Linked DNA regions of Homo sapiens: region 2 is linked to region 1. The links are chromatin loops, found by intact Hi-C in ENCODE. Cell type or tissue: OCI-LY7. All regions are shown on one strand.

Region 1 (8,000 bases):
AGAAATAAACCAGGCACAGAAAGACATATACTGCATATTCTCACTGACGTGGGAGCTAAAGAACTTGATCTCATGGAGATAGAGAATAGAACAATAGATTACAGAAGTGTCAAGTTTGGGGGGTGTGTGCGGGATGAAGTGGGGTTGGCTATGGTTACAAACATATGGTTAGATAGAAGAAATGAGTTCAAATGTTTGATAGCAGACTAGAGTGACTATCCTTAGCAATAATATTATGCATATTTCAAAGTAACTAGAAGGGAGGCCTTGAAAAAATACCAATACATAAAACTGATAAACACCCAAGGTGATGGATATACCTATGCCCCGACTTGGTCATTATATATTCTTTGCAAGTAACAAATGTTCACATGTACCCCATAAATATGTAAATTATTACATATTAATAAAAAAAGAAGAAAGGAAATAAAGAAAAATCAGGTAAAATGGGAGAAGAAAGACAAAGAATGGATAACAAAGTGTGTTAAAAATTATGGCAAATATTGCACAAATAACATGTAGAAATAAATCCACATTTTTGGTAATTATAATAAATAACAAATAAAATATCTTCCAAATTAAAAGAAAATGACCCTGAGTTTGAATTAAAATATAAAGGTGTCTGGTTAAATGCAATTTGTGAAATACATTATGAAAAATTTATTCATGGTATCTTTTGAGAACCTAGTATATGCCAAGCATTGTTCTAGATACTTTTAGTAAAACAATGAATCAAATAAAAATTTCTTTCCCCAGGAAACTCAATTTCCAGAATGGGAGACAAAATAAACAGTAATGAAATATACTATATGCTATGTAAACAATATTAAATATTGAACATATCTAAAACAGATGTTTTAGAATTTATATAAAAATGTATGTCAGGTGATACTTATCAAAAGAAAATTGAGATATTAATATTAACATGACAGAAAAATAAACTGGAAGCAAAAAGAACATTATTAGCAAATAGGGATATTCTAGAGATACAGCAAATTTTCGACAGAAGGGGAATATCTATCCTAAATCTGAATGAACCTGGTAATATAACCTTAAAATTTACTGAATAAAAGTTAAAGTAATTAAAATGAGACACTTAAAAATATTCAATAATATTTTGAAATTTTGAAGTTTTTAACCCAATCCTTTAAAAACTGCTAAAGAAAACAAATATTAGGATATAGAATATTTAATCAACAAAATCATGATCAAAGGCTTCCAACATAGAGTAGAAGTTTTTTAAAAAAATTCATTTATGAGCTATACAAAACATTGAAGGAACAAATACTTTATTGCGTATAAACTTATGCAGAGTGGAAAATGGTGGAAACTGACCAACTATTTTGTGAGGTTATTATAACTTGGTTTGCCAAAGCAAACAAACAAACAAAGACAAAGGAAAATTATAGTTTAAGTTTATTTTTGAACATAAAAACAAAAATCCTAAATATAGTATTTTAAAGAGAAAACAGGTAGTGTCTCATAAGCAGGTTGATTTTAACCTAAGAATGTTTTACCATTGGAAACATATTAAGATTTATTTACATTTTAACACTCGAAGAAAAAAAGCGTATGACTATCTCAGTATACGTAAATATTTATAAGTTAAAATTTTACACTAATTCAAGATAAAAAGTCTTAGTAAACTTGGAATGGATGAGAACATTCCCATCCTAATAAAAATTATCCAACATAACTAGAAAGAAAGAAATATCAATACAATATAAACAGAAATACCTAACAAATATGATTCTTGGTCAAAGATATTTAAAACAATTACAGTCATAATGAATTAAAGAGGAGAATTACTAACACTATGTCTATTCAACATTGTACTGAAGGTACTAGCCAATAAAACATGACAAGAGAAAAAGTAAGTGATAATAATTGGAAAGAATAGTTGTCATTATACTTTGATGATGTGATAATTAATATGGAAAAGAAAGTTGCCAAGGTAGTTATCTAAAAGTAAAATAATTATGTTTTAGATAACTACCTTGGCAACTTTCTCAAAGTTGTTTGAGGTTATACTGAGGGATTCATTGAAATTTGTTTGTAACATTAAAAAGCAATAAATGGCTAACAGTATACCAATATCAGGGATAAATATATCACGGCTTACTCATAAGATTGGGCACTAAAGAGCAACTGCAAATTAATGAACTAGACCTTTACATATGAAAGTACAAAAATAAGAAAATAATATTGAGTGAAAAGTAAAATATCTTCATAGTATAACAAGTATATGAATTCTGATCATTAAGCACAATAATTTGAGTTACATATACATACACATATGTACATACGGATATAATCATATTCAAGGTGTAAAAAATATTTACAGGGATATACACACTGAGTTCAGAATAACACTTTCCACTTGGGAAGCAGGATGAGGGAAGAATATGAGAATATGCTTTAACTTTATTTAATTATTTATTTAGAAATAGGGTCTTGCGAGGCCGGGCGCGGTGGCTCACGCCTGTAATCCTAGCACTTTGGGAGGCCGTGGCGGGCGGATCACGAGGTCAGGAGATCGAGACCATCCTGCCTAACACGGTGAAACCCTATCTCTACTAAAAATATAAAAAATTGGCCGGGCTTGGTGGCGGGCGCCTGTAGTCCCAGCTACTAGGGAGACTGAGGCAGGAGAATGGCTTGAACCCGAGAGGTGGAGCTTGCAGTGAGCCGAGATTGCGCCACTGCACTCCAGCCTGGGTGACAGAGCAAGAGTCCGTCTAAAAAAAAAAAAAAAAAATAATAATAATAATAATAATAATAATAGAAATAGGGTCTTGTTCTGCCACCCAAACGAGTGTGGTGGCACAATCATAGCTCATTGCAGCCTCAATTTTCCGGGCTTAAGTGATCCTCCTCATTCAGCCTCCTGAGTTGCTGGGACTACATGTGTGCACCACCACATCCGGCTAAGTTTTACAAGTGTTTTGTAGAGATGGGGTCTTGCTTTGTTGCCCAGGCTGGTCTTGAACTCCTGGGCTCAAGTAGTTCTCCCACCTAGACCTCCTAAAGTGCCAGCCTAACTATATCTTTATTTCTTTATTTTTTTACATAAAAGAGACATATAAAATATATTTTTTTACATAAAAGAGACATACCAAATAAATATGGCAAATATGGTAATGTTTGTTATTCTTAGGTAGCGTGCCCACTGGTGTCTGCTATATAAATTACATATTATCTGCACGCTGAAATATTAAAGAAATAATTTCTTTACTTAATAATATTTTCGTATCAGAAGGAGAAGGATTCACATTGCTGCAACCTCTGGGGGCTCTTTGGCACTTCCTCAGCATTGATAATTTCTGCTGCTCCCGCATCTGATGTAGTACCAGTGATAATCCACTTTTCTGTTCCTTTTGTTTCCAATATCTTTTTTCCCTTCCCTTTTTTGAGACAGAGTCTCGCTCTGTCCCCCAGGCTGGAGTTCAGTGGCGCCATCTCGGCCCACTGCAACCTCCGCTTCCCAGGTTCAAGCGATTCTCCTGCCTCAGTCTCCCGAGTAGCTGGGAATACAGGCGCGCGGCACTACGCTCGGCTAATTTCTTTGTATTTTTAGTAGAGACGGGGTTTCACCATGCTGCCCAGGCTGGTTTTGAACTCCCAAGCTCAAGCAATCCACACGCCTCGGCCTCCCAAAGTGCTGGGATTACAGGCGTGAGCCACCGCGCCCAGCCTCCCTTCCCTTTCTAAGGAGCAAGAAATAGAAAAATTCTCCCTTTTTTCATGTAGAGCTTCTTAAATATGATCAGTTTTCATGTTTGCCATCACCTCTACACCAAGCAGCTGAATGAAATATTTTTCCATGCCAACATGGTTCTTCTTTAAGAAAACCTTTCGTATCATATTTGAAGATAAAAATTTCAGCTCTTTACAGTTGTTTTAGTAAATTCTTGAGGGCAAATGCTTTCTGCTAATCTGCTTTATCCTCCAAGACTTCAAATGCAGAAAATCATGCTGGCATGTGTGGTAAAAAGCCATCAAATCATTAAATATGAATTCCCTTTTCCCGGAATTTGCCTCAGTGCCTAGAATGATAAAATAGCAAAAGCAATTTTGATGATAATAATAATAAATTATCATGTGAAACAGTCATTATGCATTCTCTAAAATTAAAAAAGTTTAAATATTTAAAATGACAACGATAAGGAGGCCTCATATTTTCCTTTTTCTGTACTAATTATCTATTTTTAACGTGTTGATGCTTTGTGGTGCTATAATAATTTTGCCTTGCCATCCATAATTAGTGCTTTGGGTTTTCCCATTTCAATTTACTTCTAATAATTGATGATGGCAATTTACAATTTTACCTTATTTCTGGGATACTAATATAAAATTACAATTTACTTACACTAAACTCTGAAGAACTTGCCAAATGAATACCAAGAAGGAAAATTAAGAAGATCATGGTTTTGAATTCTTGAATCTCAGTCCTTTACTGTTTTCTCGAGCTAAATATCCTTTTAAATGGATAAGATATTGCAGATTATATTAAGAATATAATATGTAAATATTCACAGGTGGCCTAAAATATTAAAAAGTGTATGTTTGTTGATATTTATAGTCATGGATATAGTGTCAGCTTTTAGCATCACATTTAAAGAAAAGGATATATTAATATCTACATAAGATTAAAATGTTAATTTACTTTTAAAGCTAATATTTAAATTCATCACATCCAGAGCCTTCTAGTTCCCTGTTTCTTCTTAGCCTTTCAAATTCCTGCAAAATTCCTCTGGAGGGCACTATTACCATAACTAATACAATTAGCTCCAGATGGCAAGGTAGTGAAAGGCACTGGGTCTTAGTACTGTTTATCTCCTTTCAAATCTTAGTCTAATCATGACTTTAATTTTTTTTTCTTCTTAAGAGAAAAAATAAACTCATCAGCCTATCCCTATTAAGAATTATAGAAGTTATCCTCACTCACATTATATAGCATTATAATCCACTTAAAAACAAACACTATTGCTGCCCTCCTTATTACTTCTTAATACAACTCCAATGAAGTGCTAGCATGAATAGTTACTTCTGCATAGACATTTTCTTACTGCTTAAAAAAGAGGCAAATAGAAATTTGAGTAGCAGTAGAGGAATCAGTTAAACATATAATTACATCTAAATTAATTTTCTTCAGCATAATCTTTTGCTTATTAAATGAGAATTTAAGACAACAAACAAAACCCAAAACAACACAAAAACCCCAGAGGTCAAAGAGTCAATGTCATTCAGAATTCTAATTGAAAAGAAACGCTTTTCATTGAAAAGCGATTGAGATAATTACATATACAAATAACACCTGCGTCAGTGCACTATTTCTCTGTAGCAGTGTCTTCTTCGGTATCTTCTGTATACTTTGTATCTCTGAATCTTTTTCATATACTGTTTAAATGAAAAATCAAAAGGTATTTGGAGATTTCATAAATTCCTAAATAACAACCAGATATGAAAAACTACCTCTTAGATTTAGTAATCTTAGAACTCTTAGTAGAGTTCTCCAGAAGTACTCTTTCATTTTAATGATGTGTAACATAATAGAAATGCAGCAAATACATTTTTTAGCATTTAAAAACAATTTGAGAGGGAAAGAAAAAAATGCACATAGAATGCAATTAAAAACAGAGAAAATATCTTTCTTAATCTCCCAAAATAGTACATATTACCTAAGTATATACCACATCCATCTATATCCATTTCTCAACGATTAGAAAACATTTTAATGTTTACTTTCACATTGGCTGCCCTATATGAAGCACATCACTGCATATTGACATTTATAACAGGTAGTTTTTTCTTTTCCCAAAGAAAATAACTTTTTTTTCCTTGTTCCCAGTAGGTTATACAATTGTGTTGCTTAATGGCTAACTCATCATGGGCATTTGCTCTAAAATGATGGTAGGGAAGGAAGCTCCAGGAGTGAGTGTACTCTGCTTCTTACAGTTTCCTGATAGAGCATTCCTGATAGAGTGATCACATACAGTGTGAAATGTCTCTGAAGCCTTCTGTTGTCTTAAATAGACATGTAGTCATATCATTTCACATGTTACTTTATATAAATCCATGATCATTTTAAAAGAAAGAGAATATCCAAATTACTATGCCATGTTTAGCGCTGACTGTAGCACCCCTAGGGTTTCACAGCCAAAATCATATTTGAGAAACAAATGAAAGAACATGGTATTTGCAATTAAGTGCTGGTTTCGATCTTAAGTTTATTGCTCACTGATATTGGACCTTGTATAATTTATTTAATTTCTCTAACATTCAATAACTCCCCTGTAAAATGGAGTTAATATTATATGGAACCATGTGAAATTGCTATGTATGCAAGTTTAAAGTAGTGGAATACTAAACATTTCTAATGGTTCAAGCTTACTTTTCCCACATATGTATAAACGAATGTGTGCAAAATTCCCAGTAAAGTGCGTAACACACAGTAATTTTAATTATGCTAAGAAAATTGTTGAGGGCTCTATGCTAGCAGTATAAATAAAAATGCTTTTTCTATTACAAATAAAAATGTTTTCTATTTATAGTGAGAAGGCCATAGAATTAGAAGTCACAGTTACATTTTTTATCATTCATTAACTATGAGTATAAAAATCAACATTTTTACTTTTCAAACAGCTAGTTCACATGGTTGTTAACATGCTTGAATGAGATAATATATGTTAGTATGTGTGTCATGTGTGTTTATTCATTAAAGAAAGAGTAAACTAGTATAAATAGGTACTATGTAGAAATAGTACAAGCAGGTACCATACTAGGTGCTGCTCTAGATGTCAGTAAGACAGCAGTTAATAAGACAAAGTCCATTCCCTCTGGAAGCATACACACTAATAGGAAAGAACTGATAATAAGCAAGTAGATAGATTCAAAAGCATAATTTTATATAGTGACATCAAATAAAAAACAGAAATCTTAGCATGCAATAGGTGCTCAACGCAGATTTTTAAAATTCAGCTTTTTTCATAATTATATATCCATGCCATTTAATCTAGCCCATAATTCTTTTTTCTGTTGCAGCTTAGTGATATGTGATAAGAGGGTCCAAATATTTGGGCAGTTTGAAGAATTTCTAATTATTAGCTTCTCTGGATAACAAGCATTCTATTGAAAAGCTTCTCTCCTCCTTCATTAATCCGTTAGCAGTAATACTTGCTTCTGTTTCAAAGGTAGTAGCCATAAAATTTTAAGGCTAAATGTAATCTAGGTTAAGAAATATGGTAATTGTTACCTAGCTATCTGAATTATATTTCCCTAAATAACCAGCTTTCCTAGATGAAACATTTTTATTTCACCTTCTCTTTTTATAGCTGCATCCCTTTGGAATCTTTTTATCATTTTATTGCATTTGAAGCGCTTTCTTTTTTGGGGAAATAAAAAGAACGATTTGAACTTTACAAACAGATATAAATGGAAAGGAAGAGGAGGAAGGTCAGATTTTGAGTCTGCTAACCTTGGCAGTGTCCTTTGAAAGTAGTCCCTAGGTAGTGTTAACTTCTGCAAGCTCACGTGAGCCTAAGATCACCCCCGGGCCTAGCCTGCTTGGCAAACTGACAGAGGTCACATTTTCAGACAAATGAACAATTTCCCTGATAAAGTGAAACCGGTACTTAAGCACAAGCTCTAATGAGCAGCCCCCTGTCTTTAGCTCCCATTTTAAAGTATCCCCAAGGTTTCCAGTACAATTTCATTTGACCTTTAGCTAAAGACCATATTTTACTAGATCACCAATTTCCCCAAATCCCTGGAGTGTTTTCCTATGTCAGCACTTATGAGAAACCCACACTACACACAAGGCAGGTGTTCATTATTCGTCTTTAAGAACAACCAGCCCCTCTTCTCGCCCATTTCCCCTGATTTCCTGTTTCCCCTTTGACGGGATGATAGAAGTTTTCAGACTGCATTTTCAGATCCCCCCAAACAGCAAGCTTTGAATTTATATATTTTTGTCTGATAGTAAGATATGATTGTGGGCT
Region 2 (8,000 bases), 86 kb after region 1:
ACCTCCTAAAGGCCTCACTTATTTGCCATTACATTGGCAATCAAATTTCAACATATGAATTTTAGCGGACACATTCAGATCATAGCAATAGGTCATTATACAATTTTTACATATCACCTGAATATTCATCTAGATTTTAATTGTTAATATGACATTATTGCCTTTTAAGCTCTAATATGTTTAGAAATTTGATTTAACATAGTGAATAAATATTCCCATGCATAAACTATTACAGATAATTCTGAATTTTTAATTCATAGAAATAAAATTTTTTACTTAAAAAGTCTGAATATATTTAGAGTTGCTTTATTGAGAATATTCCCAACATGCTCAGAAAATTATATTGATTTACTTTTCTATACCACAAAATTCTATGAAGAAACAATTTGGTGCAAACAAAGTAGAAATATGGTGATAACAAACATTAACGAGACAAGGGTTTGCTTTGAATGAGGCCACTGATAACCTTATGGAATTTTCCATCTAGGGCCAAGGCTTGATTGCTAGAAAAGGCATGAATTTAATCATGGATGAAGCAATAATAGAATTATCAGTTATCTCATTAAAATATTTCTGAATACACAGCAATTTAATTTTTAATATCAAGTGCATTGAATAGTTCTTACTATTTTACTTGACCTCTTTAGCATTATTACGTAGTTCATCACTCTTAATTTTTGACAGCTCTTTTTTCTCTGACTCCTTTCTTTTAGAAATATATAGCTAAAATAGAAATATTTGAAAAGAGGAAAACCTGAAGATCAGTAATCTAAATTAACAGCAAAATATAATCAAAGAAAACAAAAGAAGAAAAATAATAAAGGTAAGAGAATAAATTAGTGGAAGTAAGTGAATAAATTGAGAAAATTATTAATGAATTAAATTAATGAAATAGACAACACAAACTAGTAAACATTAAATAAGGCAAAGTTTGGTTCAAAAAAAGGCACTAAAACTTAATAAGCCTCCAGATCACTAGATCTGGAAAAAGAGAGAAAAGAAAACATTTTTAAATTAACATCAAGAGCATAAAAGGAGACATCACCAAATATTATTCATTTATAAAGAGAATTGTATGAACAAGTATAGGTTAATAAATTCGGAAATTTAGATAAAATATGCACATTTATTTAAATATAGAACTTAACCAAAACAGAAATAAAAAGAGTTGGGAAAATCTTGATTTAAAAACTGTTACAGAATGAAACCATAATGTGAGATCTTCAAATTCAAAAATTTCAAGACATTTCCAGTGAATTGCACTGAATATTTAAGGAAAAAAATGTATCAAACTTAAAGACTTTCATAGAGTAGAAAAAGAGGGACAGCTTTTAAACTCATTAATGAGAGCAGCAAAACCTTGGTACAATATCCTGACAATGACTTTTCAAGAAGTAAACATCATAGGCTCCTTTTCTTTAAAACAGAAATGCAAATATTTTACACAAAATATTTTTAAAAACTCTCATCATACTATGTTTAAAAGCATAATATATAAATGAGAAAGTTGGGTTTATATTGGGCAATCAAATTTTTTTTTGTTTTAACTAGGAGTGGAGAGAAACTTTCTTTATAAAATGTTTATGTGAAAACCTATTGCCAGTCTCATATCTAATGTTGACACATTGATAGTTTTGTCTGTAACATATTGAATAAATGAAGACTACATGATTTTCATTCATCATTGTACTGAGTGTCCTGGCCAGTAAAATAAGACAAAAAAGTAAATAAAAAATACAGAGTTGTAAGTATTAAACAAAATAATATATTCAATAATAAAAACAATATACCTTTGTATGTAGACTCTAAAGGTGATAATTATAATTGAAAGACAGTATATCAAAGTTTATGGATACCAGACAATATAAAAGTTTGCTGTATTTTCATACTTTAGCATTGAATAATTGGAAAATGCAATTTATTAGAGATAATCTTGCAATATTGAAAGATACAACTCTGCATACCTAATCAGTTAAAGATTCATTTAAAAATACTCTGAGCAACAAAGGCTGATTAAATTTCAATCTACAAACAAAATTCAATTCAAGGTGTGTTCATAATGCCCTTTATTAAAAACACTAAATGGATCAACGTGATCCTAGTAAATGTGTCAGTTGAGGAAAATAGCTCAAAGCAAAATGACTAAGAGTTTGGCTCACCCAAGAAAGCCTGATGACTTTAGACAGAGCCTTGTCATGAAAATAATTGTGGGTGTTTCTCTTGGCACATTTCCAACACTTAGACAAATAAAATGGACAAAAGTTCAATAATGTTTGAGAGGATTATACTGCCAAGCACAACCAGCCCGAATTAAGAGTGTCTCTTCAAGATGTATAATGGCCTAAGTTTCCTACGTGTCTGCTCACAAGAGGCATTGCTCTTCAGATGTAGCTGAGGAGAAAAAAACAAAACAAAACAAAAAACCCACAATATCCAGAGAATAAAATCAAAAGAATAAGGACTGGGAGGCAACTCCCAGGAAACAAGCCTAAGAGTCTAAGGAACACTCCTTATCATCAAGAAAAGCTCTCTTGCAAAATTGCCAGCAGGAATTCACAGTCACTATGGATCTGTGTCCCTTGCTTGTTTTTGACAGAAGGGTTGGTTGGGATTATTATTAGAACTATACTTCTGAAATTGTTATGTCATCGTATGCACTTAAGTTTGGTAATTTAAACATAGAAACAGTTTCACATGGTCTGTTCTCATTTTACTTCTTTGGAATTTATGGTGGTATATTAGTCTGAGTTAAATGCAGAAAGCAGATGCACTTTATGTATTCCAAGAAGTATTGGCTGTAACACAGGAAATTAGAGGTTTGTGCATCCATTGAACTGGACTGGGGAGTAAAGGTCAGAAAAATTGCTGCTAGAGGCTATAAAAATTACATTGCAGGCCATGTTTTCAGCTGCCTACAACCCTCAAATGTGAAATTTGCAGAACCCCCATACAAAATGTTATTACCTTGAACAATCTTGGGAAAACCTGCAGATCCCAGGTGCCCGTAAGCACTGAGATGCATGATTTACAGAAATTGTTTTGGATATTGCTGCAAACCTCCCATTTGCTACTTAGCCATATCCCTTGTTTGCAACTGTCATCAGAAAAAAAGCCTTCCGTCTTTTCTTCTCAGATCTCAACTGAGATCCTCCCATTGTCAGATTTTGACCTAGGACCATCTTGGAAAGGGATTCTTCTGTGATTCAGAGGTGAAGGTAAGGAGTGAAGTCGGATGCGGAGTTGATGCAGGCAAGTCAATAGACAAAAGAACACATCCGATGTAATGAGGAGACATATTTAATTATTTTGGAATGTTTTGCTAGTTGGAATTCTTAGCTGTTGACAATTATAAATATCGTCCTGAAACAAGTAATTTATTTAATATAAACAGAAACCATCAATGTAATAATCTCTTTTGATGTGAAAATATTTTGTTATTTTGATATATACTCAACCACTCTACAATTTGTTATCAAGGACAACCAAAGGAAGTCCAAAAAAGAGGCAAATACACAATGAGAAAAAATTTTGTGTGTGAATGTAACAGACAAGCCACCATAATTTGGGTAGCAAATTTTAAGAGTGAAACCTTAATGCTTGCCAAATCTCTGGTTGATTGACTTAGTCATAGTGCTGTTTTAAAACAGCTCATAGATTTTAAAAAATATAAATAGGAAAATCACTATTTAACATGATTGCAACAGTTGCTTTTGAAATCCTTTGTTTGTTTTCAGAATAGTAAAAACTTTAGGTTTTGCTTTGGAAAAACTGAAGGTTTTTAACATTTGAGTTAAAGATTTGTATGTATAGAGTAATGTCACCATCTTGTGGTCTTTTAAGATATTGCTGCTAAGAATATTGAGTTAGTATCCATGAATAACATGAAGGCACTATCTTTTAGTACTTTTCTCTCAGTAAGATCAAATATATATAAAACCAATGAATCAACATTTTTTAACGCTTATATAATGAACAACTGCTTTAGAACTTATTTAATTATGATATTCTGTTTTTGAAAATATCTATTAAATGGAAGGCTTTTATTTAGTAAGTTGAATTCCACTTACAAATCTTATTTGCTTGTTCATTTATTTATGATTATTGTCTGCCTCTCCCATAAAAATGTAAGTTACATGAAAAGAGGAATTTTTATCTTGTTCACAGCTGAATTCTAGAGAAAAGAACAGTGCCGGGCACATAGCTGACCTAACAAATACTTAATGAATCAGTGAATATAGATGTGAATGAATGGATTCTATCTGTTATAAATATTTTAAGACAAATTAGTTCCAGAATTTTCTTGGTTTTGTAACAAACCACACAAATTAAAACACAGTTTTGTTTAAACCAATCAAATGGGTAAGCTCCGAGAGATACTGGTGTTTGGTTTTGTGTTTTATCAAAGATATTGTAAGGGGACCTAGCTGGATGTTATATGATCAGCTTGATTTTGTTCTAATTCGCTACATTAGTGCATATGTAGGTTTGTAAGTTAATTAATTTGGCTCACTATGGCTGATGCAATGTGGTGGAAAAGGGGTAGCCTTTGAAGTCAGTCAAGCTAACGTTCACTTCTAGCTCTGCCAGAAATGTGTTTTGGGGAAATGAAAGTTTCTCAGCATTTATTTCCTTTTCTGATACTGGAGAAAATAATAACCTCCCTCGTAGCATGTATATAACTAGAAATATTAACTTTTACCATTTTGAATGTTTAATTATTCTAAACCACATTTTGCCTCCACAAGTGGATCAGTTACCAAACATTTAAAGGTGAATCTATTTCATGTTAGGCATAATCAGGGAAAGAACAAACATGTAAGACATAGTATTCCTTTTCAAAAGCTAATAGTCAATGGCTGTTGAATCAAAAATCTTATGAAAAGCAAATTACTATTCCTTTGATTTGAAGCTCCAGTTCTCCAGTTAAGTCCGAGCCCTGACATTGATTAAAATGAATTTGTACTAATATGATAATTATGGAAATCTTGTAATATATTTTGTTTCAGGTGGATTCACCACAGTTAGCTTCAATTCTGTCTTCCATCACATTCAGCATAGAGGGAGGGAGGAGAGGGAAAGTAATGGGGTAATAATCTTCATTTGTAGATTCTTTCTAGCTTCTGGGGTCTGGCAGATAGTTAAAGAGAACTCTTTCCGGGCCTTCAGGAGGGATATCTGCTGGGTCCCTCTCCCCTGAAATTGCCTGATGTGGCTGATGATTTGTGACCCATTCCTCAGCCCCTAGGTATCAAGAGTCACAGCTCCAGCTTCCTTCTGCTCCCCAGTATGCAAGACTGTCATCCCTGGGAAACATTTATGTAACACGTCTGAAAACTCCTAGGGTGCAGAACTATCCCATGGCAATGGTATTCCTTGGATCTGCCACTGAAACATTCCTTGTTCTCTAGATTTTCCAGGTAGGAGTCATACACCCAATTCAAAGGTGAAGCAAAAGCCCTCACCAAAGAAAACTTCTTTGTGAAATTGCTTTGATTATTTTATTTTCTCAGAATAGGTGAGGGGGTTCACCTATAGGTGAACAGACTGGTCTTCGAACCAAGTGTCATAGCTATTCTTTGGAAAATTATATTTTGGTCTGGCAATTTGTGTCATAATTTCATATCTATTGCAACTTGTGCTTTAGTGCAAAGTCATATTTGAACACTCAGTAAAAAGAATACTATATAAAATCATATTTCAACATTTTCTGATCTGCTATAACAAACTAAGCTTTGGGAAACTTTAATGCCCCAGTAAACAAACCAGCCATGTCAATGTTACGTCACTCTACAAGATCCAAATAAAATTGTGTTTAAGGGATACAATTAATATTTACTTTCATTCTTTAGTAATATTTATCAATATCACTGTATCTGCAACTGAAGTTTGATTTTTACTTAAATGATTTCATACACCATATTAAATATATCTTATATGCAAAAAAATCACGTCACTGTTCATTTGAAAGAACAGATGTATTATACAAGATTATCAGAGGTCAAGTAGAGAAAACATATCTGATGTTTTTGAGACTGTCCGCTGCATAAGTGGACACTTAGTGGTAAATCAAGTAGCAGGGATGAGAAAATTTTGTGTGAAATGTAGTGTTATAAATTAAATTACAGAATAAAAATAAAAGGGCTTAATCAGAGACATTTATAAGTACAATGAGTCATTAAACTGCCAAGTGTCTGAAAGAGCCAAGACTGCAAAGACATCTTTTGTTCTTTTTATAGAATTCTCCAAGGATAGATTTCATTGAAGAGATTTTAGAAGAAAACAAATCAATAGACTTTTAAAATTCCAAAGTAATTCTTTGGCTGAATTAATATGGCTGTCTTTTTAAGAATTTAAGGCAAAAGATAAGGTGACTTAATTAAATGACCCCAAGTTTTCAAAATAATAAATATGAACAAACACTGAAACCATCTTTATTGTCATCATAGGGCCATCTTTTTTTTTCTCTTGTGGCTTTTTCATATTGATCCAAATATAATTTAAGGCAGCTGCACTAAATTTAGGCTGCACTAAATTTTTTTATGTGTATATTTTTTCTGATAATTAGGCCCATAAATGAGGTTAAAAGGAAATTAGGTAATAGAAAATTTTAGACTGGAGTAAGTCCTATTAGGTAAGGTCTACTTATTTTAACAAAACCAAATTAACCCTCTCGTAGTCCCTGTTAGTGTAAAAGGCCCTAAAGTAAAAACATGATATTTATGGAGTGTTACTATGAAAATCAACATGAAAAAATAAAAAATTAGCATATTCAGTTGTACAACAACTAAGTTTGATTAGTCAGGGGGCAGCTGTCTGAGCTCTTGCAAATGAAAGTATTTTATGGTTGAACACTAACATTTACAAATGGGTCGTTCAAGTCATCTTTCATATTTAAGAGAGGATCTGTTATTTCTTAGCATAGGAAAATCCCAATACTTGTTTAAGAAGTAAAAAAATTAGTTCTCTCAGGACAACTACTCTTAAAATCAAGCTACCCTTTCAAAGAACAAAATTATAATCTGTTAATGGTAGCAAAGACCTCACATAATACAGTTATGACTGTTTAATGGTCAGGTTTAAAACTAGTGCTGGACAATTATAACACAAATGTGTTCAATTACTTGTTACAGAATATGGTTATGCAGCCTATATTCTGACCTTACAGAAGTAGGGAAAGCATAGAGTTTCTTGCCTTAATTAAGATAAAATGGAGGTTGGAGAGTCCACATGAGATCACGCTTCATGTCTGTGAGCTACAACAATATGTACCTTTCCAATAGAAAAATGTAATGGCTAGAGGAATGTAGATGAGGTCACTAGCTATAGTCCCCAGTATATTTTACTTGCCATAAATTGTAAAATCTTCTGTGGGTGAGTTTAAAATGTGTGACAATAGTTTCCTGCGATCATGCGCAGTCTATAACCTTTATCCTAGAAACCCAGCCTTCTTTCATAGCTGTCTCACTTTCTGGAATCACTGCTTTCTTTCCTTTGTTTCAAAGAAGAAATTGTAAGTTTTTACAGGTAGCTACAATTCTTATAGGAACCTTCCTCGATCACAAGCTTTATGTCATCACTGCTTCATTACTTTAACTGACCCGTAGTTTCCCCCCATCTGATTTTCAACTCCACTCCAAATAATACATGTATATTGTTTTCAGATTAAGTTCTGTTACCAGGCTACTACTGTTGCAAAAATCCTGCCTAACAGTCACAGAATCTCATTGAAATAAAACAGTAAGGAATTATCATTAATGTCTGCAGACTTACATCTAGTAGGTAGCTGTTTCTCAGGCTGTATGTCTGCTTGGAATTGGGTCCTCACTGCTACTAATGTGTTAATTCTGTGGTCCAATCTAAAGGGGCACAACTATTTTCTCATTACAAAGTCAGAGATGCAAGAGAGCAAAATCCAATGTACAAGCTCATTTCACGTCTTTTCTTTGGCCAAAGCAAATCTTATGACTAACTTTAACATCAATGGGCAGCAAATATTTCCT

The links. Peaks named below come from ENCODE experiments on the same cell type or tissue, not always from the same donor. Only the 100,000 strongest peaks of a DNase experiment are listed, where the experiment ranks them.
Region 2: a loop joins it to region 1, with 10 times the contacts of the local background. A loop is called at or near these places in 43 of 110 quality-filtered maps.

The regions. Positions count from the first base shown.
Region 1 is chr12:18,221,705-18,229,704 of GRCh38, reverse strand. No RefSeq gene overlaps it. Among named protein-coding and RNA genes, the nearest start is that of PIK3C2G, 36 kb to the left of the region's middle. In OCI-LY7, CTCF peaks have their summits at 4,558 and 4,762 (motif pointing right); no DNase peak of the experiment used is centred here.
Region 2 is chr12:18,136,007-18,144,006 of GRCh38, reverse strand. No RefSeq gene overlaps it. Among named protein-coding and RNA genes, the nearest start is that of RERGL, 50 kb to the right of the region's middle. In OCI-LY7, CTCF peaks have their summits at 3,618 and 3,821 (motif pointing left); DNase peaks (open chromatin) are centred at 3,826 and 4,556; H3K4me3 peaks cover 919 bases; H3K27ac peaks cover 1,624 bases.